Linked DNA regions of Homo sapiens: region 1 is linked to region 2. A link is a loop called in an ENCODE intact Hi-C map of the cell type or tissue named here. Cell type or tissue: PC-3. All regions are shown on one strand. Links, peaks and the distances in the headings refer to the core of each region. The heading gives the core; the rest is flanking DNA.

The links. Hi-C counts contacts between places; a loop is a spot of excess contacts. Peaks named below come from ENCODE experiments on the same cell type or tissue, not always from the same donor. Only the 100,000 strongest peaks of a DNase experiment are listed, where the experiment ranks them.
Region 1: a loop joins it to region 2, with 18 times the contacts of the local background. A loop is called at or near these places in 2 of 110 quality-filtered maps.

Annotation. Positions count from the first base shown.
Region 1 is chr12:127,553,980-127,565,929 of GRCh38, reverse strand. No RefSeq gene overlaps it. Among named protein-coding and RNA genes, the nearest start is that of LINC02411, 77 kb to the left of the region's middle. RefSeq lists an enhancer at 5,446-6,645. In PC-3, for the core only: a CTCF peak has its summit at 5,956; a DNase peak (open chromatin) is centred at 6,049; H3K4me3 peaks cover 545 bases; H3K27ac peaks cover 1,921 bases.
Region 2 is chr12:127,482,181-127,494,130 of GRCh38, reverse strand. It overlaps LOC105370067 (a long non-coding RNA gene), which reads right to left and starts at 9,603. Exons shown (of 4, transcript XR_945528.4): 1 at 6,985-9,603; 2 at 1,853-1,967. In PC-3, for the core only: CTCF peaks have their summits at 8,264 and 8,463; DNase peaks (open chromatin) are centred at 6,910 and 8,340; H3K27ac peaks cover 3,081 bases.

The sequences.
Region 1 (11,950 bases), core at 1,808-9,807, 72 kb before region 2:
CCAGGCTGGAGTACAGTGGCATGATCTCGGCTCACTGCAAGCTCTGCCTCCTGGGTTCATGCCATTCTCCTGCCTCAGCCTCTCGAGTAGCTGGGACTACAGGCACCCGCCATCAGGCCCGGCTAATTTTTTTTGTATTTTTTAGTAGAGACGGGATTTCACTGTGTTAGCCAGGTTGGTCTCGATCTCCTGACCTCATGATCCACCCACCTCAGCCTCCCAAACTGCTAGGATTACAGGCATGAGCCACCACGCCCGGCCAATTTAGTTCTTTTGTAAAAACGTAAGTCATGGTCTTTGTCTGACTGTCAGTTTTGCCTCAGGATAGACTTCGTGGTTCCTTCCACCAATTTCAAAGACTTCTGACACATTTCTCAACTCTAAATTTACTGGTCACCTCTCTTGAGGGGAGGATAAAACAGCCCTGGCTGCTGAGTTACTGAGTTACAGATGGCAGAGCAGACGGAAAAATCCAAGCTGATTCTGCGTCACCTGGCCGGTCCACACTCCTGCAACAGCCTTTGATGCCAATGCCAGAGAGGTGAGGAAGTCACAGGAAGACAGGTTGGAAGCTTGCTATCTAAAGAGAAAGGAGGGATGATGGATCCAGCCCACAGATGAAATCAACCATCTGCAAAGAGTCCTGTCCATGAGAAGGTCCAAGTGGCTTCAGGACACAGAATCCAGGCTCCACTTTCCCTGAAGGTTCTGCAGATGAGGAGCTTTGGTCAGTGGCCCAGCCCTCCACGCTCCTCCCTCCTTGGCTGGAGGCTAGGCATCATCCAGGTCTCTGTCCGCATGTCCCCCAGCAGGATCCTCCCTTCACTCCCCCACCTGCCTGCTGTGAAGCCGACTCCACCTCAAGTGAGTCTCTACCTTCCCATGCTGTGCTATTGCCATCACATCTTTTCTCAGTCTCTGAGATGATCTAGCTTATTTTCTGGTCAATTGCCTCTCTCTCACTCTACATTGTGAACTCTATGAGCATGGAGGACTGGCCTACCTCCCTTAGTGTGGGATCCAGAGTGTTGGGCACAAGGCCCGGAGTTAGTAGATGCTCAATAAATACTTGTGGGAAAAATGAGTGGAGCCAAGTCAGCCCAAAGCCAAGTGTTCTTCTCATCTCTGCAGATACAACCTTAGGCAGGGAGGTCAACTGATTGGTGTCCTAAACAAAAAATCCCCCAAACACTTATTGACATAGATGATATAGAACAGACCCTGACTTTTGCCTCCCTGGTACTTACCTGCTTGCTAACAGAGATCAAAAATTGATCAGATAGAAAGTGGAAGTCCATGATGGCAGAAAAGATGGACTCTCATAGAAGTAGATGAAAGGATGGGGGTTAAACATGTGACAAAATCGCCTAGAACTAGACACAAGCACACACACACAAGGACAAGGATTACACACAAGTATTAAGTTGGTGCAAAGGTAATTGCGTGTTTTGACATTATTTTAATGGCAAAAACTGCAATTACCTTTGCACCAACCTAATACTTATAAAACTGGTGAAATCTGACCGGGCTCTGTGGATTGTACCATGTCAATTTTCTTTTCCTGACATTAAACAAGGTGTTACCACTGGGAGCCTGGACGAACGGTATACGATACATTTTTTTTTGTATTTTCCTCTGAATCTATAATTATTTCAAAATAAAAAGTTAAATAATGTATAATGAACACCCGTACCTTGTAGGGAGGGGATAGAGCAAGGTTATCAAGTGTAAAAAGGTAACAAAGGTATAGCAACACCAACCTCATATTTTCTTCTTGAACTAGTCTCAAAGATTTAAAGAGAACTGAGTACAGGTCACTCTCTTACTGTCTGGTTTTGTGTTATGCCCACTGTTAAATGGAGAGCCTGAAATCATCATGCCATTAAGGCTATATGTCTTCCACATTGGAGACTCTAGACTATAAGGTAAAAGTCCACTCTCCTCAGTCTAAATTTCATGGCTTTCTCCAGCAGACTCCACTCACCTGACCTGTTCATTCTGGAACACCATGTTGAGCCTCCCTCTTTTTTGCATTCTCACGTAGACTTGGACTCTTCCTTGGCAACGCTTATTACAACTGCAAACACAGAATCCAGTGTATCCCTGGTTGCCGATCTTCTACCTCTCCTATAACCATGCAAGTCCCACGCAGCAGGGATCATATTCTTTGTTCCTTTTATGCCTCAGGCATGTCATGGGGGCTCAGTCAACATTTTAGAAATATAATGGAATGAATTACTGCTCCGGAGTAGCTCAGGAAGCAATACATTCAGTGACCGTGTGGCCATTACTACCCTGTCTATTACAACTATGAATTAGACAAAGGCACCCCTTTCTCAAAATACTTTACGCCCATCTGTTAGCAAGCAAATCATCTGCTGATATGACGAGGACAGGACACTGTCTTGCCACCTGCTACTAAGCTGCTTTGCTAGACACTCAAAGCTACACCATCTACGATGGGAACAGCACCATCTTGATCACGGTGCATCTGTATAAAGCACAATCTATGGCATCATATTAGCACCTCCCGGTGCGTGTTCAGGTGGATATTGGCTGGGTCACTCAGTGGGCGAGAACTCTCAAGCTTCAGCAGGTGGGGGGACATCCATGGTCTTCAGTTTCTCTTCCTCTTGGGAGTTGCCTGCCCAGGGTGCTCCTCTGCTGTAGCCACCCCAAACCCCCAGTGCACCCTTCCCTGACCCTACATGGGATGAAAACTCCATTATGACTTTTGCAAGACCCATATAAATGTCAGGTTCTAAGGTCCACAGGGGGTTAAAAACAATATGAGTAAAGAAAAGAAAATAGTAAAGCTACTAAACTCTAAGTTAGCCCCCACCCTGAGAATGACATCATTGCTCAAAAATAAGCAGGGCCCAGACCTTGCAAAGAAAAAGACTCAGTGACTTTGTGGGCAAAGTGAGCAGGAAACAGGAGCCCTTTCTGCAGGGCCCTAGGCATGGAAGCCAAGACTATTGGTTTCGAAAGTGTTCACTGTGTTCCTTCCTAATGGGGTTACAGCAGATCTTGATCTGCTTATTCTAGACCAAGGCTTCCAGCCCAGGGCACATCGGCAGTGTCTTGAGACATTGTTGGTTGTCAGTTTTCAGGGCAGGGGAATGGCACCTAATGGGCAGAATGCAGGGACACCACTAAACATCCCAAAACCGACAGAACTCCCTCACCACAAATATCCCCACCCCCGGCCCCGCAAATATCAATAGTGCTGAGACTGAGAATCCCTGGTCACAATAGCTCTAAATTTTGCTGAGACGACAGTGAATGTACCAAGGGAAGGGGAGACGTTGCCCTTTTATCCATCAAAATGTCAGCGTAAGGGCCAAGCAGACGTCCTCCCCCACCAGTTCTTCTCAGTGGCGTGGGGGGAAACCCACCCTCACTCCTTTCTATCGGCTGCACTCAGTCTTCTACACCATGGCATGGATGCTACAGGATAATGACATTATCCACTATTGTAATCATTATTTTTTCATTGCTATTCGAAGAGAAAATTGCATAGGTTATTATATCAGATGGTGTTTAAAATGAGTCTGGGGTTCATATAAAATGCAATGTGCCAAGAACTATTACTGCGAGGAAGGTGGGAGGAAAAATGAGAGGTTATTTATTATTCAAGAAGCTGGGCACGGTGGCTCACGCCTGTAATGCCAGCACTTTGGGAAGGTGGGTGGATCATTTGAGGTCAGGAGTTCAAGACAAGCCTGGCCAACGTAGCGAAACCATGTCTCTACAAAAAATACAAAAATTAGCCGGGTGGCAGTGGCATGTGTGTGCTATAATTCCAGCTACTCGGAGGCTGATGCAAAAGAATTGCTTGAGTCTAGGAGGCGGAGGCTGCGGTGAGCTGAGATCGCGCCACTGCATTCCAGCTTGGGTGACAGGGTGAGACCCTGTCTCAAAAAAAAAAAAAAAAAAAATCAATCTATCTATCTATATATATATGTGTGTATATATATATATGTATATATATGTGTATGTACATATGTATTTATATATATATGAGGAGGTGGAAAGATATATATATATATATATATTCCACAGGGCTCATCCACCCACTTCCTTCCATCTTCACTCAAATGCCACCTTTCCAGAGAGAATTTCCTTGGACTCTCTCTAAATTACAAACATTTATCTTACCCATTTATATGCTATCCATTCCTGGCTTCATGTTATTTTTTCTTTTTAGCACTTTTCATGATCTAACATACTACTTACATTACGTATGTATTTTATTTTGTGGCTGCCTCTAAAGAATCTAAGTCCCATGAAGACGGAGATGTTGTTGTTTTGGTCCTTGTAAAATTCCCAGTTCCTAAAGTCATGCCCGGTATAAATAGGTTTTCAAAAAATATTTCTTGAATGAATTATTGAGGAAAAGATTGGAGAATTGTTAGTTACGTAGCCTTAATGCACCTACTGTTGCTAAAAATTTCAAAATGTTTCAACTATGTATGTCCTATTTTTCAAAAGAATAAACATCAGGAATCAATAAGAACAAAAATTCTACCTTACAAGTGATAAAGAAATATAAATAAAAACAAGATAATATTTTACTTGCCAAATTAGCAAGTATTAAAATAAATAAATTGGTACTACCCACTTTCAGTATGTATAAGCATTTTCTACACCACCAGTGAGAACATAAATTGGCTCAAATTTCCAGCAAAAATATTTTGTCAATGTATGGCAAGTCTCTAAAATTATTTACAAAAATTAAACTAATCATTCAATGTTAATAAGTAATCCAGGGAAATAAGACAGGTGGACAAAGACATATGAAAAGATTTATTGAAACTCTGCTTAATATCAAAAATTGAGAAAGTTTTTTAACTCACAAAAATAATTGGTTAAATAAGTTATATTTCAGCAATTTAGTAACATACTCTGGTCAATAAAACCCTGTGTATAAGCTTATTGAGGGGTGTAAGAAAAGCTAACAATAGATTCTCACGGTAGATTAAATGTTGCTACAATTCCCTGCCTCTCCCTGTGTTTACACATGCTTTCAAGATGGTTCAATCTTTTATTTTTCTCCTCGCACACTGGATGTTCTAAATCAAGAGCTAATAGAACACTGCTTATATTTGAAAGAGCTGAATAGTCATTGATTAGTCCATTCTCATGCTGCTATAAAGGAGTGGTCCAAAACTGGGTAACTTATAAAGAAAGAGGTTTAATGGACTCACAGTTCTGCATGGCTGGGGAGGCCTCAGGAAACTTACAATCATGGTGGAAGGGAAAGCAAACACGTCCTTCACATGACGGCAGAAAAGAGAAGTGCGGAGCAAAATAGGGGGGAAAGCCCCTTATAAAACCGTCAGATCTCATGAGAACTCACTCACTATCACGCGAACAGCAACATGGAGGTAACCGCCCCCATGATTCAATTACCTCCCACTGGCTCCCTCCCACAACACGTGGAAATTATGGGAACTACAATTCAAGATGAGATTTGGGTGGGGACGCAGCCAAACCATATCAGTCACTAAGGCCAAAATTAGTTGAACCTGGCCTTTCAACAGAGGTAACTAAAATGGAGAGGCTTAGCAGGGAGCTAACCCCATACAGCAAGTCAGTAAAGGGATGAGAGGTAGAGTTGTCTCCCAGGTCAGTCGCCAAGCCCTCCTGTCATATCTGTGCTTCCCCTGGGTCCTTTAGGTGATGTCACAGGGTGACTCAGTGTCCCTGAAAGGTTCAAAAAGCTCCGCACAGCATCCCAAGGAGTAGGCTGACCTGACATCCATTTCCATGGAGGGGACTGCTTGCCCGTTTCCCATCTTCTCTCCACAATAGAGCAGAAACAAACACAAGTTTCTCCTGCTGGTGATGCCATGAAAACAAAAACAGAAACACAAACTCCACAGTGAAACCCGTACCTTACGCTGCAGAATGTGAGAGGGCAACAGAGGACACGTGGACACAACCCTCTGAAGCAGCCCAGCAGGGGCGCCATGGAGCTAGTTAGGCCCAGAGAAGCACCGGTTTCCATTAATAAAGCAGATCAACCTCAAAACCACTTGGCAGCTGAGTCAACATCCTGCCTGCTAGCAAACAGGCGTTATTCATCTCCGCATTGAGAGCAGCACGTCACGACAGGATGCCAAGTCTATCTTCAGCAGTGGTGCTCCTGTTTATAGTTTATAGAAAATGATTTATTCCTGGAAACGTTCTAAGGGCTACATTTCCTGTTGGCTAAAAGCATCTTTCAAAGGAATCGTAACTAACAATAAATGCAACTGACCACCAAGCCTTTGGCACCCAGAATTCCCTAATACTTCACTCAGGTCAATTCAGGCCACACAGAAAAACCAACTCAGGGGCTGTGGGCTGCCCTTCAACATGACCTTAGCACTTCCTCTGTCACCACCTGTTCCCAGCCACCAGCACCCTCACCTGAATCTGATGGCAGCCTGCAAAGTAGCCTCTCTCCGTCCAGTCTTGCAATCCCTCCTCCCACTCCCCACACAGCACCCAGACTTCCAGTTTGATATTTTTTTAATGTACAAAAGTGAGATAATGTCACTCACCTGTTAAAAACCCTCCAGTGACTTCCCACTGTTGTTGGAAGAAAATCTAAACTCTCTCTATGGTCCTGGGAAGCCCCACATGATTGGCCATCTGTGTACATCCCTAATCTTATTTTGTAAAAATTTCCCAAACATTCAATGCATAGGAGCCCCACTGGCCTTTCTCTAGGTCCTGAAACACAACAGGCTCTTTCCCATTATAGACCCACACCGACACGGACCCCACAGCCTTGAGTGCTGTTTGCCCTACACTCTTCATCTCCTCACCTGCAGGACTTCACTTAAATGCCAAATTCTTGTAAAGCAGATCTTTTTTTCCAACTATAGATCGTAATCCATTATTGAGTCATGATGCTAAGATAGCTGGTATTCATGAGAACGTTTTAATAACAGAACAGAATATTGTTCTTAGAGGTAAAGAGTTTAACAAATAAAAATAAATATTTAAATATTTTTTAAAAGAGAAGAATAATGGAGGTCATTAGAATTTAGCCTCAGTGACCGTATCTGTCCCGTTCTCCCCTCTGCAGAGCAGCCTCCCTAGTCACTAAGGTATTAGTGCTTTAGGTGCTCCGTGCTGCCCCGCTCCGTCAATAACTGTGTGTGTAGAATTGGCCTTCCCTTCCTATGACCTCAGGGGCTCAAGAAGCTTTAGTGATGGTGACTGTCAAACTTGGAGGGCCCCTCAATGTCATAAATACACCAGACAGATTGAAGATGGGGGAAATCTCTCTCTCACACACACACACACCAGCAGCTGCTGACCCTAGTTTCCAGCACATGTTTTCTGCTATTTATTCTCCCAGTCCACGACACACTGGTGGCTGTCTTTAATGCACAGTGAGTCCTTCTGTTTTCTTGTCTGACTAGGCTGGCAACAGCCAGCGCCACATCGTATGAAGTCTTAAGACAGAGCTGTCTCTTTCCTGGAAATCAGAAGGCCTCCTCCTACTGCCTGTTTGACCTTAAGAAAGTCACTTTTGGCTCTCAGATTTTCTCATGGGAAAAATAAAGGGGTTGCTTTCTGAGAACTTTTAAGTCCCTTCTGCGGTAGGGACTTAAATATAGATATAGACCCTTCTGGTCTATTATCTTCATTTCAATAACATGTTTTTTCATCTTCCTGAATCCTCAACAAGGCAGGACATTGTTAGTTCCAAATGACAAAAATTTGCATTTTAAAAATGTAATATTTAAGTGAAAAAAAAAAGAAAAGGAAGCCATGGAATCTTATACAGGAAAAGTCCAGGGGTACCTCCAGGGACCTAAAGCAAGTCATCAGAAGACTGTTCCTCTCCATCTTTTCCCTCTACTGTACCATCTCTTGTGTTGATTTCCTTCTCAAAAACACTCTTCTTTAGTAGAGGCAGGATGGCATTTAAAAGCTCTGTAGTTTCAAGACAAGTCCTGGGAAAATTCTCACTGAAGCATTTGTGATTAGGTGGCCACTTGTGAAGTGACTTTGGCGGCCGCAGAAATAGAATGTGTGGATTGGACGGACCAGGCGTCGGCCCCACCCAAAGCTCACAGTTTGGGAGTCAAGGGGAGATGGTTCTCCAAGGGAAAATTGGTCTAGAGTGGACAAAAGGGAGAATGTATGTGTTTTTCTTTTTCTTTTCTTTCTTTCTCTCTCTTTTTGTTTTAGATGGAGTCTTGCTCTTTCACCCAGGCTGGAGTGCAGGGGCACATTCTTGGCTCACTGCAACCTCCACCTCCTGGGCTCAAGCAATTCTCCTGCCTCAGCCTCCTGAGTAGCTGGCACTTTACAGGCATGCACCACCACACCCAGCTAATTTTTCTATTTTTAGTAGAGACAGAGTTTCACCATGTTGGCCAGGCTGGTCCCAAACTCCTGACCTCATGTGATCTGCCCGCCTCCACCTCCCAAAGTCCTGGGATTACAGGCATGAGCCACTGCACCTGGCTGAGAATGTACGTTTTATGAGCAAAACAATAGCTGCCACTCCCAGTGTGTCCTAGCTGGAGAATCAACCTTCACGATCACCTTCCCTGTTTAAAAAAGTCTATCCAAAATGATCTATGGATCCTAGTTTACTGGAAGCCAAACCTGGTGATTACAATTCCGAGCCATGCAATCATTTGACCCCGAGGTGACATTTAATTCAAACCTTTGTTTACTTGTTATATTTTATATTCTCTCAGTATTGATCTCTTGTCTATGACTTGGGTCTTACAACCACTCTGAGATTGGGTACAATTTTCTTGATTTTTTAGGCTCTACCTACTCCTAACTTTTACCCTCTATCCTGATCCCAATATTTTGTGCTTGCTGTTTTTCCTGCCCCTTCTTCCTTTTATTCAGGTCTTTGCCCACATAACATCTTCTCAGAGAGTCCCTCCTGGATTTATAAAATTGTGGTTATTTCCTGGTTAGTTCATCTTCACTCTTAGCTTGACCTCCTTAGCTTCTACCTCCTGGCACAATATATGCGTTCACCTGTCTGTGTTTCTGCCATTTGTCTGTCTCCTCTTTCTTCTGGGTTCCTTAATCTGGGATCTGTGGATGGAATTTAGTTCTGTGGACTTTAGTTGACAAAAGGGAAGGAGTCACAGTTTTCACTTTCATTAAATAAGTTTTTACTTTCATTCAGCATTCTCTTCAATTATGATTACAGTATGATTAGCAGTCTACTGCTCATACTATTAGGTTTGTATTGTTGTGTAATCATAGGCCAGTGTCTTTGTCACCAGTGCAAACTGCACACATTTCCATGTTATTTTAAGCTCAGCAGATGATTTGAAATAACAGCTTTTTTGCCACTGTAGAGAAAATTCTGAGGTATATCCTATAGTCTCTGTGAGGCCTGAAGCAAGATTAGTGCCCAGCTGCCTGGTGTTAACCTAACCATTAACACACTTCCATGGACTTCCCTATGTTACTTCCCCACTTCCCTAGAAAACTACTTTTATGCAAATTTTTGTCTTAGAGAACTTTTGAAATAACACAAATGAAACCAGTTCCTCTTACCCCACAGAATATGATGTTATATTGTCATTGTCATGTGAACTTTTATCCAATAGCTCACATAGCAGGTGAGATTTATTTTGAAATAGAATGAGACAAAACTAAACTGAAAAACCAACAAAAAATTTCAAAAATCTTCAATCAGGTGTTTATGTCTTCATAGTTCCTGGGGAATAAGGTACTAACTTTTGCATCAGCTTATGACCCATGAAACTGACCCTAAGTGACTCAAGTGGGTTTAAAGCCCTGGCAGTCATCTGCAAGCACTCATCCAACATAGAAAAATGAACACTTTTTTTGCTATGTGGGTTTACTTTACATTTGTAAAGTATTTAACATAAAGTTTTACTGTATCATGATTGAAGACACTATGGAAGCATTCAAACAAAACGGATGTTGAATTGATACACATAGCCTCAAATTTCTCAATAGACCGGATATAAAGAAACTCAGAGATACTTGCAGTCTCAAGAATGCAGACTCACAGCCTGTGGGTGAGCCTCTGTCCCCTGTGGGTGGATGCTATCCACCATGCAGAGTCAGTCTATGGATGGTCCCCTCTGGGCCCTAAATGCATCCTTCAAAGGAGCCTGCCCCAGAGCATGGGAACATTAGAAAGATGGCTGGGAAGACCTTCCTATGAAGATGACACCTGGGCTGTGACTTGAATGAAGAGAGGAATTAGCCATTAATAGTGAAGGAAAAGCAGGCTTCAGGCTGAAAGAGGAAGAACTAGAAACAGGAATGGAGATGTGGCATTAACAAGGCAGGACAATACTAAACAGAGTGGTATTCAGGTGCCAAGTGAAGAAGGGGTTTGAAGAATAAAGGGATAATCAAACCCTGTTTAATGCTGCTGAAAGGTCAAGACAAAGATTTGTACCTTCAACATTCAGACCTCACCATCAAAAATGAAAGAGCACAAGGCCCTTTGTAAATATAGATCTCTATAACAACAAAAAGGAACATTATCTTTATAAATTCGACAAGTATTCCCCCTTTTCCTGAGTTCAAAGGTGTTCAGTTAAGCTTTCAGATCGTGGGATGAAGTGTCACTGGGTCAACACACAGGGGCAAAGTCTCCAGGTGCAAATAAAATGAAATGACACATTGGGATGCCACAAACCACATGTCAGCAGTTGACCCTTTCAATCGCTATGCTGAGAATTGTCATCACTCTTGAAGAGTCCAGGCAAGGCTTGGGCCTCTGACTATCCAGAGTGATCCGGAGAGAAAAGGGCTTCAAACTTCACTATCTTACTGGAAGTGCATAGTTACTTTCACCCACAGGCCAGCTAAACTCCATGCACATGGATGAAGGGTCACTTAGCCGACCTCCTCAAGGCTCCTCCGTGAAGGATCTCCCTAAAATGGGGTCATGTTTCATTTTATGGAAATTAAGCAGATGTACAAGTTAAACTTTAATGCCAATTTTTAAATAAAAATTTTATAATAGAATCTATTTTCATTATTTGAACATCAAGTTTATTTTTGCAAAAATGTAGTCACCTTTCTATAAAGAAAACTGGTGGCCAGGTGCAGTGGCTCACGCCTGTAATCCCAGCACCTTGGGAGGCCGAGGTGGGCGGATCATGAGGCCAAAAGATCGAGACCATCCTGGACAACATGGTGAAACCTCATCTCTACTAAAAATACAAAAATTAGCCTGGCGTGGTGTCAGGTGCCTGTAGTTTCAGCTACTCAGGAGGCTGAGGCAGGAGAATCGCTTGAACCTGGGAGGCAGAGTTTGCAGTGAGCCGAGATAGTGCCACTGCACTCCAGCCTGGCAACAGAGTGAGACTCTGTCTCAAACAAATAAAAAAATAAAAATAAATAAATAAATAAATAAAACAACCTAGAAAACTCGTTAGGAAAAATGATTCTGATTTCACAGAAAGAATAATAAATCTACCTACTGAAGATGTGTTTTCAATCCTGATCTGCTGCTAAACTAGCGTGGCAGAGACACCAAAATCCACACCGTGGCTCTGCCAGTTTCTTGCTGTGTTGCCTCGGGCAAATCACCCTCAGCTTTCTCAGCTGTACAATGGGGATAATTATATCTTCAATATGGAAAGCCGTGAGGATTTAAAGAGAAAAAAGATGTCAAAGGCACAGCACAGGTGCCAGCACACATTAAATGGTATCATTGAGGGTAACTTTGTGGCTAACATCATACATTTTTGGGTCATCTCATTCCAAAGTAGATTTTGGTCTTTGGAATGGGATGACCCGAAATGGTATCAGGTTGCTGGAGTGCTATATGATTTGTAATATGTGACAGTTAGGAATTTCACTTGCCTGCTTGACCTTCTAGAAATTAAATGGCTTAAAGAGCTTGAAGAAACATACCTAACTGTGAAAAGCTGCATAAACATAGCATCATTATTTAGGATGCCTGGCAATGCTTGGA
Region 2 (11,950 bases), core at 2,508-10,507:
CTGCAAAAGTGACTAGCTAAGGACCTTGAGATGGCAGATGATCCTAGATTATCTTATTGAGCTCAATGTCATAACAAGCGTCCTTGTAAAAGGGAAGCAGGAGGACCTAAGTCAGAATAAGGGGAGGTGATGACAAAAGAGATGAGAACAATGCACTTTGATGGTGGAGGAAGGGGCCAGGAGCCAAGGAATGTGGACATCGCTAGAAGCTGGAAATGACAAGGAAACACAGTCCCTTAGTACCAAAAGGAAGCAGCCCCCACTGAACTTTGTTTTTCACCCTGTAAAGCTGAAGTTCTGGCCTCCAGAACTGTAAGGTAATACATTTGTGTTATTTTAAGTTACAAAGTATGTAGTAATTTGTTACAGTAGCAATAAGAAAGTAATATGCCCTCTGACTCAGAAGTTCAAACTCCTAAATCTGAAACAAACAAAACAAAACAAAACAAAAAACCCCAAAACTATATCCAAGAGAAATGCATGCAGGTGTTCACCCAAAGACAGCCACAAGCATGTTTGCAGCAGGACTGCCATAATAGCCCAAACAGGAAATGACTCCAGATGCCTGTAAACAATACAACAAATAAATTCAATATGGTACAGTCATATAATTGCATATGTTTAGGAATAAGAATGGCCAAACCTACAGCTATGCACAATAGCACAGATGATACTCCTAACATCTTGTTGCAAGAGGGAAGTGATAAGTTTTTGCTGTGTCCCCACCAAAATCTCATCTTGAATTGTAGTTCCCCCAGGTGTGGTAGAAAGAACCCGGTAGGAGGTAACTGAATCATGGGGGCGGTTACCCTCATGCTGTTCTCGTGATAGTGAGTGAGTTCTCACGAGAGCTGATGATTTTATAAGGGGCTCTTCCCTGGCTTCACTCTGCACTTCTTGCTACCACCATGTGAAGAATGACGTGTTTGCTTCCCCTTCCACTATGATTATAAGTTTCCTGAGGCCTCCCAGCCATGCTGAACTGAGTCAATTAAACCTCTTCCCTTCCTACATTTTTCAGTCTTGGTTATGTCTTTATTAGCAGCGTGAGAACAGACTAATACAGGAAGTCAGACACAGACGAGAACAAAGTAACCTCTAAAGCCAGCAGAGCTATGCCATGGTGTTGGAGTCGGTACCATGTTACCCTAAGAGGGAGGGTCATAAATAGACATAGTCATGAGGAATGAGTCTGGTGTTCTAGTAATATTCAATTTCTTGCTCTGAGTGTATCAGTTTGTGAAAATTCATCACACTGTACACATATGTGCACTTTTCTCTATGTTATAATATAAATTCACTTTTTGCATATATTTCAGGATTCGGTAAAAAGTTTACAAAAACAGACACCATATTTTAATACAGATTCAAGTCAAAGACGCAGGTCACTGTGGCTGCATCTCTATGCAGGCTCAGTGGGAAGCCTGGTGGTCAGGTGCAATGACACTATTTGAATCCCTGAAGGGTCTCTTCCCTTCACATCCCATTATCCCTTATGTCTAAAGCTACACTGTTGAATTTTGGGTTTCAGGGTATCCTGGAAACATTGAACTTGTCTATGATGGAGGAGGGGGCTGCTTAGCAGAGCCTCAGAACCCAGGTGGGCATCCCTGTTTTGGAACCAAATATGGGCATCCTGTTGGCTGTCAATGAGAGGTGGGTCTCCCCAGAGAATAAGGAGAAGGACATCAGCCAAACCACAGTCTTCCCAGCTCCCTGACAATGGTGATAAGAGAGTGAGGGGCTCAGAGACTCAGAGAGTCTGCACTGCATAATCCCCTCCTCTTATTCCAAGACAACAACACTTTTATTTAGCTTGGTGGCAAGCAAAGAAACAAAACCAACAACTCACTTTGTGAGGATGCATCTGAATTTTTCTGCCCGATCTTTGGACCACGAGTGCTTGAAGTGCCTTCAGCCTTTGTTGTGTGTTTTGCACTCAATGAGTAAGTCCAGTCTTTGTTTGCCTTGGGAAGAGAAGGGAGGAAGAAGACCACCAGTTAGAACCTTGAAAGAAGCAATGTGAAAGGGCTTTCCACTCATTCCCAACATTTAAAGAGTTCCCTGAGTGTCCAGTGTTGTACATGTGGCACTTGGGAATATGCAGAGGAACAGGCTCTCTCTAGACCAGTGGGTCTCAGATTGATCTTGCCACAGGCCATGAGCATGGATCACCTTCCCTAAGTTCCTGCTTTGCAGGAGAAAAAGAGCTTCCTAACAAAAGTCCACTGAGCAACTCCTACATGGTAAGTACCAGTCTAAGCACCACACATTTATTGGTTGATTTAATCTTTACAACACACCTTAACTTCTCTGAATCTCAATTTCCTTGCATTTAAATGGGAATGATGACAATGTCAACTCCAAAAAGTTTTTGTAATGAGACAAAAATAAAGTACAGAAAGTGCCTAGAAGAGGGATTGGTACATTTTAGGTTCTCAGGAAATTATAGCTAATATTTTTATTGCTCTAAAAACTAAATGCTGTATATAATCCAGAGACGATACACGCAGTCTCAGCCTTCTTCTCTCTGTGAGTGTCCTTTGGAGCTGCTCCGACTCCAGCAGGATCACAGCCACCTCTTCCCTCTGGAGCTGATGAATCCGATGCGACTCTTCAGTTCTGGAAGAAAAGTCCTTTAACTTCAGGAAGAGCACATTCTCTATTGGCTGAAGTAAATTATTTTAAATCCTTTTTCCCCCCATAAAGACTTCTGTAGAATGGCTTCCGTAGAATTGCCTTAGATGTTTTGTTTGTTTATTTGTTTTTGAGTCATTCTTGTAGCATTTATGTTTCTTGGTGTGACTGGACTTTTCTTGCCAGACATCTCTCTACAATCACTTCTGTATGGGTTGAAAAGAATACTTGATTTCCCTCTTAAGCATGCATTTGATTGGTTTAAGTCACTGGTTCTCAACTGGAGGCAACTTGGCATGCCCCAGGCATTTAGCAATGTCTGGAGACAATTTTGATTGTTACAACTGGGGGGCTGCAACAGGCATCGAGTGAGTAGAGGCCGGGAGTGCTGATAAACAAACTACAATACACAGGTCAGCCCCTGCGCAAAGATCTATTTGTCCTCAAGTATCAATGTCATGAGGTGGAGAACTGCTCGAGTGAACAACCTACTCTTAACCCTTTAAGTGAACAGTACATTACCATCTACTAGACACATTTTCTCAGAACCTATTTGGAATATTTTCTGTACAGCCTCTTGCCAACTGCATTGTGTTTTCATCTACCTGGAACCCCCACCCACCCTGTCTATACTGGCATGATTCATTCACTCGTCTCCTCCAGATCGTTGGGCAAGTGGTGCTTTCTCCATGAGGCCGCTCCTCCCCACTCTCCATCATTTCTGTCCTCCGTTCATGGTCTAGTTCTCTCTTCAGTGCTCTGCAATAACATTCAGCACAATTTTACTCTCCTTTTTTCTTATCTCTGGTGCGTAGGTCCCCCCCGGTGCTGAGAAATGTGCCTGGCTCAAGAAGAACTTAATACATATTGTTTTAATGATGATCTAGGAGATGGCAGTGCTCTCTGGACACCTTGCGAGTCTGCAGCTAGAGTGACAAACTGTACCGGGTTTCAGAGGACTAAGGAGTTTCTTCATATGCAGGATTTTCAAGTCTAAAATACGACAGTACCAGGCAAACCACATGAGTAAGTCACTCTAAGGACTCTAAGTGTTAAGGCTCAGCAAGAGACTACTAACAACCACCAAGACTGGGGCAGGGAAGGCACGAAAATGCTGCCTACCAGAGGCCATCACACCTTCAAGCATAGCAGAATAATTTGGCAAGCTGGTTGTATTAGTCAGGTTCTCTAGAGGGACAGAATTTATATATATATAATATTATATTATAATATTATACATATAATATATATTATATGTATATTATAATATTATATATATAATATATATGTATAATGTGTATACATATATATACACATATATATGTATCTCCTAGCCTCCCAGCCTACATCTTTCTCCTGTGCTGGATGCTTTCTGCCCTCAAACATTGGACTCCAAGTTCTTCAGTTTTGGGACTCAGACTGGCTCTCCTTGCTCCTCAACTTGCAGACAGCCTATTGTGGGACCCTGTGACTGTACAAGTTAATACTTAACAAAAGTGCCTATATATATTGCTTGCATTATATATATTATATATATATATATACACAATAATATATATGTTATATCCTATGTTATATATAATTATATATTATATATAACATATAAGGAGAGTAAAATTGTGCTGAATGTTATTGCTGAGCACTAAAGAAATAGACCATGAATTACATATTATATATTTACAATATATAATTATATATTATAATATATATTCATATATAATAGATTATATATGAATATATATTATAATATATAATTATATATTATAATATATAAATATATAAATATATATAAATATAATATATAAATATAAAATATATAAATATATATATAAATATAATATATAAATATAAAATATATAAATATATTATATAATATAAAATATATATAATATAATATATAATATATAAATATATTATATAATAGGATATAACATATATATATTATTGTAGCAGGACGAGCCACAGACAAAACCCCTCAGACACTGGGTTAAAGAAGGAAGAGGCTTTATTCAGCCAGGAGTATCAGCGACTTGTTTCTCAAGAATGGAGCTCCCTGAAGGAAGAGTTCCTGACCCTTTTAAAGGCTCACAACCCTAAGGGGTCCAGGTGACAGGGTCGTAATAGATTGAGCAAGCATGGGGTACGAGACTACGTCCACATATGTTAGTATTAGCGGTGGGGATAAGCAATGCAAGTATGTCTCCATACCATTGTCTGTGATCTATAGATAGCACAAGCGATTAGGGTGGGGGTTAATCTTTAACCTACAGGCCTGGCCAGTGGCACCGATCAGTCTGTTGTTTTTCAGCTTTTACTTCCTCCTTCTCTTTGGAGACAGGGGACAGTAGGAGAAATAGCCTCTCTCCTCATTCTCCCCTTTGAGACCCTCACTCAGTAGTGGGAGTTCTCACTCTCATCCTCACTATCTAGATCTTCCTGTGAGACAGATCGATAGTGATTCATGTAATACACTTGTGCTGAGGTCTTTTGATGAACTAAGGTAGTAACAAAACCTTTTAGTAACTGGACAAATATGGGTTACATACAGAGGAGTAACATGCAGGTTCCTAACACTATTATTATTACCATTATAAGAGTTTTAAATCCTCCTAGAGCTGGAAATCATTTTCCAATCAGGGATCCAGGATCAAACCCATGTGAAACCTGCATGGGCACATGTGACAGCTTTGTCATGTCTCTAACTATATTTTTGACTACTTGTCTTTGATCATCTATTTGCTGACAGCAATTGGTCAAATTGAATTTTTCATACTCCTCCTTCAGCTGCCAGCAAACAGTCTAAGGCCAATCTATTCTGATAGATGGCATTTCTCATTTGGGTTTCCTGCCAGGCTAAAAAAGAGTCAAAGCTCTGCCAGTTTCACTAGTGATTATTTTTAAGATGGCCTGTAACCGTATGATCCAGTTGAGCATGTAGAAGGGGGTTTGGCATCCCCACAAGCTGTCTTGTGCCCATGTGACAGTCCTGTAGTACTGTATGATTCTTTTGGGGGGCCACTCATCATCTTTCCAATTTCCTATAGCTATGCTCCTCTTTTCTCAGGAGGCATGCACAGGGAAACCTAGGAGCTCACCTTTTTTTACAGGCAGTAGGAAAAAGATGGCTTAATGGTGCCAATGACACAAATACCTGCCCATTGGTCAGGTAACTTGGTGTAGACTCTATGTCCACATATCCAGTATAGTCCAGCGGGAGCCGTCCAGTCTCAATGAGATTCTGGATGGGCCCGAACAGTCTGTAACTTGAGAAATTTACTGAATGGACTCTTTTCAGTGCAATTGAGACCCCACCAGGTGACTGTCCCTGCCGTGCTGTTATATAGCTTTTGTCCTAGGCAATTGAGCCTTCCCACAGGGATGGTGAAGTCCTTCCCCTCTCTACCTATGCAGTATTCTCCAATAATCGAGGTTTTCAAGACCCAGAAGTTGCTAGTTTGGGCCTTTGGGACTGGAATTGTGTCAGGAACTGGATCAGTAAGTGCCAATTCTCAGGCTTCCCAAGGCCATTGGTCTCCGGTAGTGGTTCCCTGACATACATAACAGGAAGTAACATTGAGGGAATGAACTACATTTTCTGCTAGCTGGAGAAACAAGTTCTTTGTCTCTTTTTTCCTTTTTTGGAAGCTCTGGTGCTGGCAGATTCAGCTCCTCATAAAAGGTCTGAAACACTGGTTTGGGAGACCGCCTGTGGACCTCCCCTTGGACTAAAATATTTACTCAGGGATCCTGTCCAGTTCCATCTATTCCTAGAGTTACATACTCTCCTGTTTTCTAACGGGGATCAAGGAGATTGGTAATTACTAGTTCTAATGGATTACAGTGACCACTAGTGCAGGAAGAGTTACTCTTTCCTTTTTGAAGGCAGACAGGGTCCTTCTCATCCTTTTTTCAGGTGGCCTAAATGACACAGGACCAGTAACTACATTCATCATTACACAGTCCTAATTCATGACAAACATACTTATTTTCTACTGTATGGCTCCTTTCCCAATCTAGAGAGCCGCATCTTATTCTATTTCTATACAGGTTACTGTTGATTGCTGCACAGGTGTCAACTTTTAAGATAATTTGTTTGGGGACTCCCTTTTCTTCTGTTCTAGTTATTATTTTACTCTTATTGGCTTTTCTCCAGTTGCCAGTCCTCAACCTTATTTCAAACACTGTGGTCATGGGGTGTTCAGATGGATCATAACGAATACTAGGTTGTCCATCTTCTGGACTGCATACCTTATACTGGGTGTCATTATATAAACAAGTTCCTTTTAGAGTTCCTGTGTATTCATAATAACTATAAAACAGAAAGACTGTTTTAACCTTTTGCCCTACCTCAGTAACTTGATGCATACACTGGGAACAGTCCTCAGTCTGAAGAAGGTCAGTTGAAGTCCTTACTGTACAAATCCAGAATTTAAGGAAAATGAGTTCCAGGATGAGTTTCCTCATGCTTTGGCCATGCGTGGACCAGTTAGCTTCTGGGTGTGACTGGAACAGGGCTTGTCGTCTTCTTCAAAGTTACTTTTTTGCAGGCGTTGTACGGGCTTGGTCTCGCCTCCCAGGTCTCAGGTGCTGCAGGTTTTACGTGGCTGTGGTGGATCCAGGCTGGGATTCCCTCTACCTTTATGGCTGTGGGAGTGGTCAAGACGACGGTCTGGGGTCCTTTCCACCGTGGCTGCAAGGGGGCTACGTTCGAATCCTTGATCCACACCCGATCACCTGGGGAGAAAGGGTGAACTGGGGAGAGTAAGCTGATGGGGCACCTCTCACTTACCCAGGCTGAAATTTTTTGTTGTTATCTTCCCTAAAGCCTGTAGCTATCACTGTAACTCAATTTCACCTAGCTCTTGCGGAGTGCCTGGGAGTCCCTGTAGTGTGGGAGGGGGCTATGATATAATATTTCATAAGGGGAATATCCTGTTCTTTTAGAAAGGGTACATCTAATCTTAAACAATACCACAGGGAGAGCTTGTACCCACTTTAATCCTGTTTCTTGACACACTTTCCCTAAACTATTTTTGATAGTCCGATTCATCCGGTCCACCTTTCCAGAACTTTGTGGTCGATAGGTGGTATGTAGTTTCCATGTGATCCCCTATACCATTGCTGTCTTCTGTACCAAGTCAGCCACAAATGCCGGCCCGTTGTCTGAGCCAATTGGTAAGGGCAGTCCAAACCTAGGAATGAGATCACAGAGAAGCACATGGGTTACTTCATGAGCTTTCTCAGTTCGTGTTGGATAGGCCTCCACCCACCCAGAGTATGTACACGCTAGAACTAGCAAATACTTGTTACCTCCACATTTGGGCGTCTTGGTGAAGTCTACTTGGAGATCTTCAAAGGGGGCTGCTCCACAAGCCTGTATGCTGGGCAGGACTTTTGGACCTTGCCTAGCATTGTGCTGCCAGCAGGTGACACACTGCTGCGCCACTGTTTTGGCAAGGGCTGACAGATGTGAGATGTAGAAGTACCAGCCTAACAACTTTTCAAATGACTCTTCGCCTAGGTGGGTGGTCTTATGCAAGCCAGTACAATTGCAGCCCCTAGCAGCTGTGACACAGCTATTCTTCCATCCAATAACTGGATCCATCCCTCTTTTATAACCTGTCCTCCCTCTGCCTGGAGAAAGTCCTTCTCTTCTTTAGAATAAGTAGGCACAAGGTCAGGTGACTGAAGGAGCAGGGGGGCTGTGACTAACACCCAGTACGGGGTGGATGCTGCCTTTCGAGCCTCTGAGTCAGCTTGGGAGTTCCCCAAGGCAATCGAGGTGGAAGCTCACTGGTGTCCTCTGCAGTGCATGACTGCCACCCTTTGGGGCTCCCATACTGCCTCTAATAATTGCAAGATCTCTTGCTGATACTTTATGTCTTTTCCCCCAGAGTTCAACAGGCCTTTTTCCTTGTATAATGCCCCATGCATTTGGAGGGTTAAAAAGGCATACCGAGAGTTAGTGTAAATGTTTACAGTCTTACCTTCACTTAGCTCTAAGGCCTGAATTAAAGCAATGAGTTCGGCCTTCTGGGCTGAAGTGCCCTGGGGTAACGATTTGGCTTCAGTGACAGTGTCTAGGGTTACCGCTGCATATGCCACACACCTCTCTCCTTATGGGTTGACGAAGCTGCTCCTGTCCATGTACAGCTCCCAGTCTACTTATGTCCAAGGATGGTCTCGGATGTCAGGCCTGCTAGAATAAACTAAGTCCATCACCTCTACACAGTTATGTTCAACTGGGCTCTCTGATACCGGGAGCAAGGTGGCAGGGTTCAGGGTGTTGCAAACTTCAATGGTTATGTGGGGATTCTCACAGAGCAAGCTTTGGTATCTAGTTGGTCTAGCATTCGTTAGCCATTGATGTCCTTTGGTATTCATTAAAGTCACCACAGCATGGGGGGCCTTTATAGTTAGGTTTTGCCCAAGAGTTAGCTTATCCGCTTCTTGTGCTAGCTGGGTTGTTGCTGCCAAGGTCCTTAAAGATGCAGGCCAATGCTTAGAAACCCCGTCTAGTTGTTTGGAGTGGTAGGCCACTGGCCTCGACCAGGGCCCCACAGTCTGGGTCAAAACTCCAAACACCATTTTTTCTCTCTTTGACACATACAGTGTAAAAGGTTTCGTCAGGTCAGGTAGCCGCAGGGCTGGGACCAACATGAGATTTTCTTTTAACTCATGAAAAGCTCACTGCTGTCAGGACCCCCATTTGAAAGGTTCCTTGTCTCCCCGCTTTGTGACTCCGTATAGGCCCTTAGCCAATACTGCAAAGTTTGGGATCCACAACCTGCAGAACCCTACAGCTCCTAAGAATTCTTTCACCTGCCTTCTGGTCTTAGGCTCCAGCAGGTTGCAAATGACTTGCTTTCTTTCTGATCCCAGGCTGCACTCTCCCTGTCAGATAGTAAATCCCAGGTAACATACTTGCTGTTTGCAGATCTGAGCTTTCTTCTTGGACACCTTATACCCACAGTCCTCCAGGTGCCAGAGCAGGGTATCTGTTCCCTTGGCACACCCGAATGCCGTGGGGTGTCCCAGCAGGGGGTCATCGATGTACTGGAGCAGCACGCAGCCTAGGTCTCTGCTGGGAAACTTCTGGAGGTCTTGAGCCAGTGCCTCCCCAAAGATGGTGAGGGAGTTCTTGAACCCTTGGCGGAGTCAGGTCCAAGTGTACTGAGTGGTGACACCTGACCCCGGATCCTCCCACTGAAAGGCAAACAGTTTTTGGCTCTCAGGGGCTAGTCTGATGCTAAAGAAAGCATCTTTCAAGTCCAAGCAGGTGGACCGGCTGTCTTCGGCTGGCAGCAAACCCAACAACATGTACGGGTTAGGTACTGTTGGGTGCAAAGTCACTGTAGCTTGGTTGACCATGCAGAAACCCTGTACCAGCCTGTAGTCCTTGGTCCCTGGCTTGGGAACAGGTAGGAGGGGAGCGTTCCATGGAGACTGACAAGGGACTATAATTCCAAAGGCCCTCAGGCCCTTGAGATGGACCTGGACGCCTTCAAGGGCTTCTCTGGGAACTGGGTACTGCTTTTGCCTGACTGGCTGGGACCCAGGCTTAACTTCTATGAGTACTGGGGCCTGGTTGACAGCCAGCCCTAGAGGGTTGTCTTCCGCCCACACCTTTGGCCACTACTTAGCCAGGGCTGGTCCTATCTATTGGCCTGGCTCAGTTAAGAAGAGTCTCCATTCCTCTTCCAGAGGAACCATAAGGGCCATGATGACTCCCGTTCCAGGTAAATTTAGCTGTAAAGAGCCATGCTTTGTAAAATAGATAGTGGCTCTCAGCTTGCTAAGTAGGTCCCTTCCAGTAAAGACAAGGGGCACTCAGGCATGTACAGGAACTCGTAAATTACCTCATGCCCCGCTACAGTGCAGGTCCAGGGCAAACAGAAAGCTTGCTTTGCCAAAACCCCTGTGGCTCCGATTATATCAATAGTCTTTTTGGATAAGGGTGTGAGTGGGGTGGTTACTACTGAATGTTCAGCACCAGTATCAACAAGAAACTCAATGTCCTTGCCCCCCGACTGTCATCCTGACCATGGGCTCTTTGGGGCACATGAGTCTGATCCCCCTCAGTCCAGTAACCCTTCTGCCAGATTGAACAAGGCCCCTTCATCCTTGTCTGAGGCCTCCTGCTCAGAGTCACCCTGTTTCCCTTTCAGCTGGGGGCACTTGCCTTCCAATGTCCTATTTCCTTACAGTAAGCACACTGGTTACTCTGCAAGCATGGACGGCCAGACTGGTATTTTTCCCGGGCCCCCCCTTCTCTCGCCCTTCGGGGGCACCCCTTTAATAGCTGCGGCTAGCAGTTCGGCGTTTCACCGGACTTAGCGTTCACTCTCGCTGCGGTTCTGTGGCTTACTGCATCTCTTTTCACAAACACCTGGTTGGCTATCTCCAATAACTATGAAGTATTCATGCCTGCAAACTCAGCCTGTTTCTGTAGTTTTCTTCTAAGGTCTTCTGCACTTTGACTAACTAAAGCCATGTTAATCATGTGCTGATTTTCAGGGCTTTCAGGGTCAAAGCAGGTATACATAAGATAGGCCTCACATAGTCTCTAATAGAATTGTGCCGGGCTCTCACCTTTCCCTTGAATGACCTCAGAGACCTTGTTAATGTTTGTGGCCTTCTGAGATCCCCTCTTTAACCCTTCCAGGAGGGATTCCCTGTACCGGTTTAGCCTTTGCATAACCTGTCTTTCATTTGGGTCCCACTGGAGGTCTGTTCCTCGTAATTGGATCCTCACATACTCTTGGGGGTTTTGGTAATCAGCTGGAACATGTTCCTCTAGCCACTGAGTTGCTGCTTGGAGAACCCTTCACCTTTCATCCATGTTAAAGAGAGGTACGTGAGCAACTGGTGGCAATAGCCCAAGTAGGGTTGTGGGTCTGGATAATAGTTGGGAGCAAATCAATCATAGCTTGAGGCTTTTTGGTATAGGATGGGGTATTGTTTTTCCAATTGAGGAGATCGGCAGAGGTGAAGGGTTGATGGGATGGGGTATTGTTTTTCCAGTTGAAGAGATCGGCAGAGGTGAAGGGTTGATACACGAAGGCACCACCATATGCCCGTCCTCGTCTACCCCAGTATACCATTGCTCTCTCAGGGGCATTTGTATGCCAGTTCTAGGCCTCAAACAGGCTGCCAAGGGAAGGGTTTCTCCCAAGGTCTCACATCCTTTCTTTTCTACTCTGGGTGGCCTAGGGGTATGTAGGCCTTGTGGAAGCTTGGGCGCAGTGGGCTCAGGAGTGGGAGGCCTTCCTTCTTGGTAACAGTGCGGGCCACTGGTGCTGTTTCTTGCCAT